Linked DNA regions of Mus musculus: region 1 is linked to region 2. The links are chromatin contacts, found by POLR2A ChIA-PET in ENCODE. All regions are on one chromosome and are shown on one strand. Each heading gives the region's core, a stretch centred on a gene start or an enhancer-like site at or near the end of the contact. The rest is flanking DNA. Distances are from core to core; before and after follow the strand shown.

Region 1 (5,626 bases), core at 378-2,877, 43 kb after region 2:
CCGTTTACTAATAAGCAGACTTTATTCACTATGTTCTTTTGTTTGCTTGTTTTTTGAGACAGGGTTTCTCTGTGTAGCCCTGGCTGTCCTGGAACTCACTTTGTAGACCAGGCTGGCCTCGAACTCAGAAATCCGCCTGCCTCTGCCTCCCAAGTGCTGGGATAAAAGGTGTGCTCCACCACGCCCGGCTTACTCACTATGTTCTTGCAGTGGCAAACTACAAGCATGAGAACCTCTAAGACAGGGTCTCACCATGTAGCCAGGTCTGGCCTGGAGCCTAGAAGGTGCCATGAATACAAGGCTGGCTCTGCCTCCGGAGTTCTGTGGTTAAAATGACATGTGCCACCACCTCCCTTTTCTTTCACACTCTCTTTTCCTTTTGTTGGAATTGAGGATAGAACCCAGAGCCTCATGAATGTAGCTCTACTCCCGAGTTACATCTCTAACTTAAACTTAACAGTTTTGGGTGTTAATGCTGTGTGTCTGTTTACTTTTTGTAAAACAGCGATGAGATTGTGTGCTTTAGTTACCTTTACACGGTTATTCAAAACGAGATAACATTAAAATGAACATCTTCGACTTAAAGAAGAGTTTTGTTTGTTTTGAGACAGGATTTCTCTATTTAGACCTGGTTGACCTGGAACTCATTATATAGACTAGAGTGGCCTCAAACTCAGGGAGATCTGCCTGCTTCTGCCTCATGAGTGCTAAGACTGAAGGCGTGCAGCACCATGCCCGGCTAAAGAAGGATTTTTTTCACTTATGTATGCATGTATGTATGTATGTGTATTTATTTGTTCATTCATTCATTCATTCATTCACTTTACATCCCGATCACAGCCCTCCAAGCCCCTTTCTCCATCCTCTTCTAGGCAAAAGATGTCATGCAAATGGCGGTTTGCTTATTGCTAGTCTGAGATGAGGCTGAAATTGGCTTTGGGGCTTAGCTCTGGCCCAGCTTAGCTGTCAAAGGATTCTAGCTTCCTTAGCCTTCCCTTTGCTCTTTCTACCAAAACATCCACCAGAGGACGCAAAAGCTCCCCTAAAACTTTCCACTCAGTACTTGGCTAGAGGAACTTAGTCCATGCTTCTAGGTTGGTCACAGGCCTAGATCCCGCCACCCGTCGTTATGGAGATAGAAAGCTATGATGTCACTAATGTAGGGTGGGAGTGCTAAGGTCCGTACTTCCATTTCCCTAAGCTCTGTCTGGACCCGAGAGTGGAGGAGGGAGACAAAAATCAAAAATCCTCCCTTTCCTAACATCTCACGCCCCCCTGTGTTCGGGAAATAGATTGCTGCCGCCGCGCGTGTCCGCCGCACTAGCACACCTGCGTGCACGCGTGGGCACACAGAAGGCTCAGGCCTTGCGCCCGTGTATGGAGCTTCGCAGCTGACCCTTCAGAACTTCGCCCTCGGTCAGCCCAGCCTCCATGCCCGAGGAACTCAAATAAACGGGGCTCGCTGGCCACAAACCCTCAGGCGCTCCTGGGGTCACAGCTGCGCGCTAGAGTCTAACTCGGGTCCCCCTCCCCTCCTCCCAGGCCCCGCCCCGTCCCGAACCCCGCCCCTCGGCTGTGCGGGTGGGAGGCGGGGCCAGAGGTGCGGCCCGCGGGCTAGGGGCGGGGCGGAGGGGGCCCGCAGCCCCGGGCGGGGGCTCGGCGCGGGCCCGCGAGATGCCGGTGTCGGCGGCCCGAGAGGCTGCAGCTGCAGCGGCGGGGGAGGAGGCGGCAGAAGCGGCGGCTGTGCCCGGGAGGGGGGCGGCGTGGGGGGCCGGCGCGTAGCCGGGACCATGGAGGGGCAGAGTGGCCGCTGCAAGATCGTAGTGGTGGGGGACGCGGAGTGCGGCAAGACAGCGTTGCTGCAGGTGTTCGCCAAGGACGCCTACCCCGGGGTGAGGAATTGGCGTCTGGAGAGAGGGGCACCGAGGCTGCGGGGAGTGGGTTATAGGGGCCCCGGGGGCCGCTGGAAACCGGTACCAGGGTAACCAGGGAGGAGAGAAAGAGGCTCAGAGGAAGGGAAGGAGGCGTTGGGGGGTCTGAAAGGACTGCAGAGGATTGGAGTGGAAGGAATCAAGGAACGCGGTGAAATGGATGGGGCTTAGGAGCATCAGAGGATCCGGAAGGGCGCTCCGGGAGAATGACTGAGGTCCCGGGCATCCGAGAGAGAAAAAACTAGGGGCTAAAGGGACCCGGGAAGGGGGGTTATCTGAGAGTCTAGCTAGGAGGTGGAGGCAGTAGCTCCCCGGATCTTCCCTTAGCCCAGCCTCAGACCAACTTCTGTCTAGGGACTGAGCTGGACCGGGTGTCGAGGGAGGAGGGCAGTTGTCAGGGTGAGTGAGTACTGGAGAGCAGCTCTCTCTCATTTTGACCCATCCGTGTCTGCAGAGTTATGTCCCCACGGTGTTTGAGAACTACACTGCCAGCTTCGAGATCGACAAGCGCCGCATTGAGCTCAACATGTGGGATACTTCAGGTAGCCAAGTCCCTCGGGGTCACCCTGACGGCGGCCAAGGTCCCTTCCTCTAGCCCCTCCCTTGGCCAGAACCTGAGATTCCAGGTCAGCTCAGACATCCATCCAGTTTTAGAGCAGAACATCAGTTTCTCTTTTGAGCCAGGGAAACTGAGGCAGAGTTTCTTAGGCCTGACAGAAACCACGTAGGAAGTCTAATATCGGCCCTGCAGCTGGGTTCTGCTTACCCAAGGAACTTGGAAAGAAATGATTTATTTTGGAACATGTTTCTTAGGAAATAGGACTGGGTTTAGGAAAGCTATTTAGAATTACTGGGGTGGGGGAAGGTGGTGGAAAGTAGTTTTTTTTTTTTTTTTTTTTCTTCCTCTAGACTGAACTAGAGTCCCAGGAGAACAGGAGCACTGGCTCCCTGTCCTTGCTCCAACCTCATGGGAAGGGTTTTTATTTTTACTCCGTTCCCTGGAGGACTTTAGAAGATGTGTCATCAAAGCCCAGAAAGCACGCACAAAATTTGTCAGAATGGTGGTAGATTTTCTGAGATTCTTAAAGGGCTTCCAAACTCCAGAAGATTACAGATTATCAGTGTGAGATCAGAGGAACCCATAAGCCATTTCCCACTGCTTCTGCTCCTCTCTGCCTACTCTTTTTTTTTTTTTTTTTTAAGTTTTATTTATTCATTTATTTATTTATTACATGTAAGTACACTGTAGCTGTCCTCAGACCCTCCAGAAGAGGGAGTCAGATTTCATTACAGATGGCTGTGAGCCACCATGTGGTTGCTGGGATTTGAACTTCAGACCTTCGGAAGGAAGAGCAGTCGGGTGCTCTTACCCACTGAGCCATCTCACCAGCCCCTCTGCCTACTCTTGAGACACACTTTGTGACGGGTATTTGCTTTTTATCCCTTGACCAGGGTCACTTGAGTCCCTTACCCGCTTCCAGGCCAGCTGCCCCCTCAGATTGCCTTATCTGTTTGCCTTCTTTCTTTCTTCCAGGTTCCTCTTACTATGACAATGTCCGGCCTCTGGCCTACCCGGATTCTGATGCTGTGCTTATCTGCTTTGACATTAGCCGGCCAGAAACACTGGACAGTGTCCTCAAGAAGGTGGGAGTCTGGGGAAACTACAAAGGAGAGTAGGCGTGAAGGGCATGAACCCAGAGGAGGGAGTAACAGTAGTGGCTGAAGTTGTCATCCCTCTGCTCCAGCCTCCTTGCCTTTCACCTGCAAGTCTGTCTCTGAGCTGGAAGTGGTCCTGGGGCCTTGGGGTCTGTTTAGCTGCCTTCCCTATCTCCTTGGCGGTGGCAGGGCTGCAGATTCCGAGGGCTTTAGAAAGCCCTGAGGCTGGCTGTCAGGCTATTGTTTCCATAAGAAAAGTCCCGGGTTAAAGCACTAGAGTCGGTCAGGGAGTCCTCGATTCCCAGGGAGGAGAGGGTGTGGTTGGTCTGTTCTCTGGACAAAGTAAGGGAAAGGGGAGTGCGAGTGTGCAGACTGCAGGCTGATAGAAAACCCCGGAGTCCTCACTGAAATCCTCTTCTCCCCAGCTTCCACACTCCACAGCTTCCCTACCCAAGACCAGCTTTCCACATCATTTCTTACCGAGGAGGTTTAGAAGGATATGTGACATCTGTATGCATGGAGCAAAGCTTTTCCCTCTATCCCTCTCCACCCCTCTATAACTCTATCTTCCACCTCCAACCAGTGGCAAGGAGAGACTCAGGAGTTTTGCCCCAATGCCAAGGTGGTGCTGGTTGGCTGTAAGCTGGACATGCGGACTGACCTGGCCACACTGAGGGAGCTATCCAAGCAGAGACTCATCCCTGTCACACATGAGCAGGTGAGACCCCTTTACCTCCAACTGAATTCGAACCTAGACCTCACACCCATCTCTGGGTTTTTTGGTTCCTGATTTTTGCTCTAACCTCTGACCCTAACCTTTAATTCTTTCCCCATCTCCGTTTGACCTTCCACCTTAGCCCACAGCCCTCACGCTCCTTCCCAAACGAAGGCCTATAATTTCCACCCATCTGCTGCTTTTCCAGGGTACTGTGCTGGCCAAGCAAGTGGGAGCTGTGTCCTACGTTGAATGTTCCTCCCGATCTTCTGAGCGCAGTGTCCGGGATGTCTTCCATGTGGCCACAGTGGCTTCTCTCGGCCGTGGCCATAGGCAGCTACGTCGTACTGACTCTCGCCGGGGACTGCAGCGATCCACTCAACTGTCGGGACGGCCAGACCGGGGAAATGAGGGCGAGATGCATAAGGATCGAGCCAAGAGCTGTAACCTCATGTGAGGGGTTGCAGTGGGGCAGAGAGGGGAGAGGGCTGGGTGAGAGACACGGTTGTTCCCGTGGGTGCTCCTGGACTTTTTGACCTCCTGGCCCTGGCTGGAAGGTCAGGGCAGGCAGAGGAGCAATTCTGGTTGGAGGAGCTAGAGGGTAGAAGGCTGTCACTCCTCACCCCATTCTCTACACCCTTATCCCTTCTCTGCTGCTAGCTGAGAGAGCTGACAGGGTAGGCATCTGGTACATGAACTTGGATAGGGCAGGTGGGGGTTTGGGAAACCAAGCAATGACTTTGGTTGAGTCTCCTATGTAAAGTGTAACTTCCTTGCATACCCTGGTCCCCATATCCCATCTGCCTTCCCTAAGGAAAGTGTCCATTTGATGACCTTCTCTGTCTCTCCCCTCAAGTCCACATCTGTTCTGTACATGCTAACCTTCAGGCAATGCGCACTAAATTTTAAAGCAAGAAGCTCTTTCCTCCCATCAACCCACCAACCAGTTCTAGCTTGCCCTTTCTCCATCAGCCCGCAAATAAAGCCCATGACCATGGAAAACAGCTATGGACTTAGTTTTGTTCCTTCCCTTCCCCAACCTCCGCCCAAAGAAAAGCAGGCTACCAATGTCCTCTCCCCCAGAGAAAACACAGGAAAAAAGCCATGTACTGAAGGATAAAGTTTAAGAGCCCTGGGGGTGGGAGAGTAAAATACCTCAGGACTCTTCAGTCCAGCTAATGTGAGTGGACAGCCCTGGGGGAGGAGGACTTGGAGTGAACTGACGACGTCCAACTGCTCAGCATGACTGAGCCTGGCTGGGTGTCCTGCTAGCATGGCAGAGGGCCTGCTGAAGTGGCACAAGCCCCTTGTTCACCATCTCTGC
Region 2 (5,551 bases), core at 1,781-4,280:
CCTCTCTAGCTGGGTGTGGTGGCATACTCCTTTAAACCCAGCACTCTGGCTGGAGGCAAAGGTAGGTGGATTTCCAAGTTTGAGTCCAACCTGGTCTACAAATTGTGTTCTAGGATAGCCAGGGCTGTTACAGAGAGAAACCCTATCTTGAAAAAACAAAAAACAAAAACCGAGAGAGAGAGAGAGAGAGAGAGAGAGAGAGAGAATCCTAAAACAAAACAAAACTAGGTCATCTCTCCGGTCTCATAGTTTATAATTAAAATATTAAAATATTTATTTATTTATTTGGAAGGAGCATGTCACTTTACACACAAATGGATGTTACATTTGTGGGGTTTGGCTCTCTCCTTCCAGGATGTGGGACCTGAGCCTCAAACTCAGATCAGTAGCAAGCACCTTTACCTGCTGGGCCATCTCACTGGCCCCATAATCTACATGCTTTTAATGTCAGCAACAAATAAAAAAAATTACAAATGTCAATAGCCAGTCAATATAATTTTTAAGAATTATTTATTTTATCTTATGTGTATGAATGTTTTGCCTGAATGTATCTGTGTGTACCATGTGCCCATGAAGACAGAAGAAGGTGTTAGCTCTCTTCGAACTCAAGTTACAGATGGTTGTGGGCCACCACAGTGGGAACTGCCCATTGAACTTAGGTTCTACAAGAGCAACCAGTGCTCTTAACAGTCATATGTCCAGAATAATTTTTAACTGTGAAAAAAAACCCTACTAAATAAATGTAAAATCAAGATTCAGTTAGCAGATGGCCAACTTTCAGCTTTTAGAGGAGTAGCTGCTATCAAAGGGTCTTAAGTGTGAGAAAGACAAAGTCAAGGTTATGTTTAACAGAGCCCACTGAAAGCGATGGAAAGAGTGGCTAAGAAATGAGACAGAAGGGCTGGAGAGATGGCTCAGCGGTTAAGAGCACTGGCTGCTCTTTTGAAGGTCCTGAGTTCAATTCCCCGTAACCACATGGTGGTTCACAACCATCTGTAATGAGATCAGATGCCCTCTTCTGGTGTTTATGAAGACAGCTACAGTGTACTCATATAAATAAAATAAATCTTTAAAACAAACAAACAAAAAAGAAATGAGACAGAAAATAGGCAACGATAATAATACCTGTAATGTCATACACATGCTTGCAATATCAATGTTCAGGAGGCTGAGGCAGAGGGATGGCAAGTTCAAGGCCAGCCTGAGCAACAACAAAAGAGCTTGACTCAAAAACAAAAGCGAACAGACAAAAACCTACTTCCCCCAACAAACCCTGGTGGTTGCTGTCTAGACTAGGAGGAAATATATAGATTTCAGAATAAATAGAATATCAAATACACACGACCCAGAGGACTCCCTAAAATAGTGACTGGAAAGAAGCCAAACACAGCTCCAGATATAACTCTGATGCTTGGGTGCACAGAGAGAATGCTCAGATGAAGGGAGAGCACAGGAGTAGACCACTCCTGCACACACACTCACCTTTATATCCTCCTTTGTGAGCCTAGGCCAGGCCACCTTCTCCTTCCATTTCCTCACAAAGCAAGTAATGGAGCGACCAGAACGCTTATCCTGGGAGTCCTGTCAGACAGATAGCCTTATTTTTAGGATAAACTTCCAGTCTCCTTGCTTGGCCAGCCTTTCTTGTTCAGATATGACTATCCTTACCCTGCCCTCACCTTGGAGTTCACCTTGGCATAGAATTCAATCTCGTTATACAGCTCCACTCCATCACCATTCCTGCAGCTAAAGTTACAGTAAAGAGACATAGGAAGTGACAGGATAAGTTCTTGAGACACCAGGAGGATAGGAACGGTTCTTGAGACCCCAGGCCAGTCCACAGGGGAAGACTACTACCTGAACACGACGCGGTGGTCCTCAATGAGCACACTGACGTCGGTGCTGTCCTCAACGCAAAACTCCATGAAAACATATTTGGGTCTGTCGTACCACAGAGTCCGGGCAGGCTGCCTGAAGAGGTTGGAGGTGGGGCTTGGTAGGGGTGGGCAAGACTGAAGGCAATATGGAAAGGTGGAGGGAGGAGACAGTAGAGTCGTACGTGGTGCCACTGAACCAGACAGAGGGGAGTAGTGGGAGTGGGCAGAGGTGGCGAGAATAAACCCAGAGAGCCAAGGGAAGTAAGGAGTTAGAAAATACGTTCAGATCTCACCACCCCCTCTCACCCACAGTCACAGAGACGTGGAGTCTGGGGTGCTGGTGGGCAGACTCAGCGGCTTCTACAAATGTGGGAGAGGAAATCTGCAGGAAAACGGACAGGGGAATATGTAGGACCTGTATGATGGCGGCCTGAAACTCACCGTTCCATGGTGACTCCAGCTGCCCCGTGGCTTTTGGAGTCCCAAGAAAAGGCCTCTATCTTTAGATTCTAGGAGGCTCCTAGCAGCTGCCTCTCCTTATATGGTAGGAGGAAGGGTTGCGAGGGAGGGAAAGAAAGTTGGCTTGACAGCAAGAGTGATTTGGACTCCAGAAGGACACCGGGAGCGTTTTCTACATCTCGGGGTCTCCAGAAATAAACATATCAGAAATACAATATCTACTCTCTATCCAGGGAAAGGGCTACTCTAGCCCCTATATGCAGGAAGTTACTTGTTCTCGGTTTCATTCACTTGTTCCTCCAACTCAAAGTGTCTAATTCACAAAATGCATTAAAGTCCCGAGGGGGCGGGCCCTCCCGAGATTGGAGGAGTGCAAGACCCGCCCACCACTCGTCCAGGCTTCCCTGCCAGAGCCCGTTGCCATGGCAGCAAGGGGGCGCCACTGACGTGCGGGCGGCGTTTCCGGGAAGATGGCGACGGTGGAAGTGGCTACGGAGCTAGGAACTGTGGTGACCGCTGTCGGGCCTAAGGCGAAGGACGAGGAAGAAGAAGAAGAGGAGGAGGAGTCGCTGCCACCATGCGAGACTGTGCGCTGGGCTCCCGTGGGGGCAGTGGCCGAGGCCGGTCCTGGGGCGGCGACGTTCTCGGAGGCGGCGGCAGCCGAAGAGCCTGGAGCGGCTCCGGGCTCTCCATCCGACGCGACTGTCCGCACGCTGAGGCGGCTGGAAGCCGAGCGGCGGCAGCTGGATTCGGCCCTGCTCGCGCTGTCCTCGCACTTCGCGCAGGTGCAGTTCCGTCTGCGCCAGGTAGTGCGCGGGGCGCCGGCGGAGCAGCAGCGTCTCCTGCGCGAGCTCGAAGACTTTGCCTTCCGCGGCTGTCCTCACGTCCTGGGTTACGAGGGGCTGGCAGACCCTTGTGGCGGTGACGAAAGCGATGTGCTGCCGGGGGACCGGCCACGGGTGCGGGGTGAGGACCAGGTGAGTGTCTGCCGCTAGTTCCGGATGCGGATGAAGATGATGCAGGCGGGGAGTTTGTGGGTGGTGATGCTGACACGGACCGAGGTAGAAAGGGTGAGGAGCGACCGAGCTGGAAGTACTATAGGCACGTGTATGCAAGATAGAGAGAAGAGTCAGGAAGATGCAGAAAGACATATGGCGAGCCTTAAAGAGTATTGAAAAGGCAGTTGGTAATGGAAGCCGTGCTGCCTCTGTCGACTTTGAGGTACTTGAGTGTGTATTTGTGTCACTCTCTCTACCCTGAAGTATATACCCTGAGCACTTATTGATAGAATGAACATTGGGAACGGGAGAAGTGTTAAGTGAAAGGGAAGTGAATTGGAATCCATGGAAATTGAAATTAATGCCCCGTGCTTTTTTTGGCATATAGATAGGCTGTGATCTTTATGCTGTCTTATCTCAGTGACGGCTTTGGTGAACAGACACCATCCCTTGGCAGTGGAAAGAAACACACCTGACTATAAGGATGTCCTGACAGTGTTTTCAGACTGCTCTGCCATCCTGGTTAATAACGGGGTTCTCTGAACGGGGCCTTCTGACTGACCAGTGCGTTCTTCAGTACACCGAAGAAGCAAGGAAATTCTGTAAACCACAACGCGGGAAGATTCCTTACAAACTTTGAACGTCTGGAAGCTGGAAGTTTTGAGACAGGCCGCCTTTTCCGCTTCCTGTTGTGCAGATTGCAGTCCACATGTGGCTTTCTTCCCACTCAAAATGGTTTAGCCAAGAAAACTTATTGGTAGGAGATAGTGACTTATGCTGATCTGAAGTGTTTCCAGTTCCTTCCTTCTCATACCCATATACCCTTGCACAAGGAGCAGTCAACCACAAGTCAACAGACTTAAAAAGTGGCCAGGCCCTGTCCAGTATTGAATGCCATGGAAGGTCCTGGGCAGAGATGGTACTGTCTCTATTTTTTATTGTCACTTTCAGAAAAAATTGTCAAGGTAATGACATAAAAAAATTGTCCTCGCTCTGCCAATTAAGCAGCTGTATTGTTAAGTACATTCTTTGGGCAAAATGATATATTTTTTCTGCTTTGGGGGGGGCAAAGGGAACAGTCTTGGGGGTGGCACCCAGGAAGTTGCATGTTGTAGACAAGCACTCTGTCACCAATTAAGCTATGTCCTCAGCTCTTGAAAATTATTATTATTGATTTTTTTTAAAAGACAGGCTCTCTGACCCAGAACTTGCTATAGAATCATCTTGAAGTTTTTTTGGGTTTTAGTGTGTGTGTGTGTGTGTGTGTGTGTGTGTGTAGGAGCACAGTGCTGGTGTCACAGCCTACTTGTGGAGGTCAGAGGACAGCTTTTAGGAGTTAGTTCTCTCCTTAGAATGTGAGTTCGAGACATCAAGCACAAGCCATCAGGCTTGGTGTTCCTAACCTTGAATTTCTCCTCATCCCACCTCCATCTTCTGGATACTGAGATTATAGGCAGGTGGACCAACCGGAGTTAGTCAGTGCTTGGGTTTGAACCCAGAACCTAGTACACTCGAGGCAGGCACACTACCAAGTTAGCTATCTCACCAGTCTCTCCCAATTACCTTCAACTTTATCTCAATGTGTACTGGACATTAAACATATTATTTCCTGCCTTGCCCCAGAACTTATTTGGTCTTGCTGATAAACTTGTTTGATTAATTCCAGCAAATATGCTGTAACGATGACAGCGAGTGACAGACTTGGCAGGTGTAGTCATGGAAACAAATCAGGATTTATAGCTGGTTTCTTTCTTCATTGGCTTCACAAAGGAATGACAAAGATAGACTATGTTTTTGTTTCTTTCTCTTTTGGGTAGTTAGACAATTTCCTCCAGTTCATTATTTGGAGTTTGTTGTTCTATACCTAATTTAGTTCAAAAAACATAAAAGAAATATGTAATGAGGTCTGGAGAGATGGTTCAGTGGATCAGAGCAGGCTGCTCTTGCAGAGGACCCAGGGTTGATTCCCAGTATCTACACAGCAGCTCACAACTGTCTATACATGCTGTTCAAATGATTGGGGACCCTCTTCTAGGCTCTGTGGGCACCAGACACTCCTGTAGTGCACAGACATACGTGTGGGCAAGTCATCCAGGAACATAAAATAAAAATGTAAAGATTTTTTTTTTAAGGAAAAGAAATAAATATATTGAGAATTCACCCGTACTGGGCACAGTTCTAGGTATATTGAACATCAAAAGTCAAGGTCCTTGAGTT

Evidence for each region. ChIA-PET counts read pairs that join two places held with the same protein, here RNA polymerase II (POLR2A).
Region 1: POLR2A ChIA-PET joins it to region 2 with 15 read pairs in Patski. The contact joins the promoter of Rnd2 here to the promoter of Ptges3l in region 2. POLR2A ChIA-PET finds 5 or more read pairs at or near these places in 3 of 5 experiments (Patski and embryonic stem cell).

The regions. Positions count from the first base shown.
Region 1 is chr11:101,466,548-101,472,173 of GRCm38, forward strand. Rnd2 (Rho family GTPase 2) reads left to right here and starts at 1,628. Exons shown (of 5, transcript NM_009708.2): 1 at 1,628-1,892; 2 at 2,386-2,473; 3 at 3,466-3,575; 4 at 4,171-4,305; 5 at 4,511-5,306. The coding sequence starts at 1,791. The coding sequence ends at 4,759.
Region 2 is chr11:101,422,298-101,427,848 of GRCm38, forward strand. Ptges3l (prostaglandin E synthase 3 like) reads right to left here and starts at 3,031. Exons shown (of 7, transcript NM_001357574.1): 1 at 2,319-3,031; 2 at 1,858-1,971; 3 at 1,680-1,746; 4 at 1,483-1,581. The coding sequence starts at 2,326. Rundc1 (RUN domain containing 1) reads left to right here and starts at 2,788. Exons shown (of 5, transcript NM_172566.4): 1 at 2,788-3,313. The coding sequence starts at 2,807.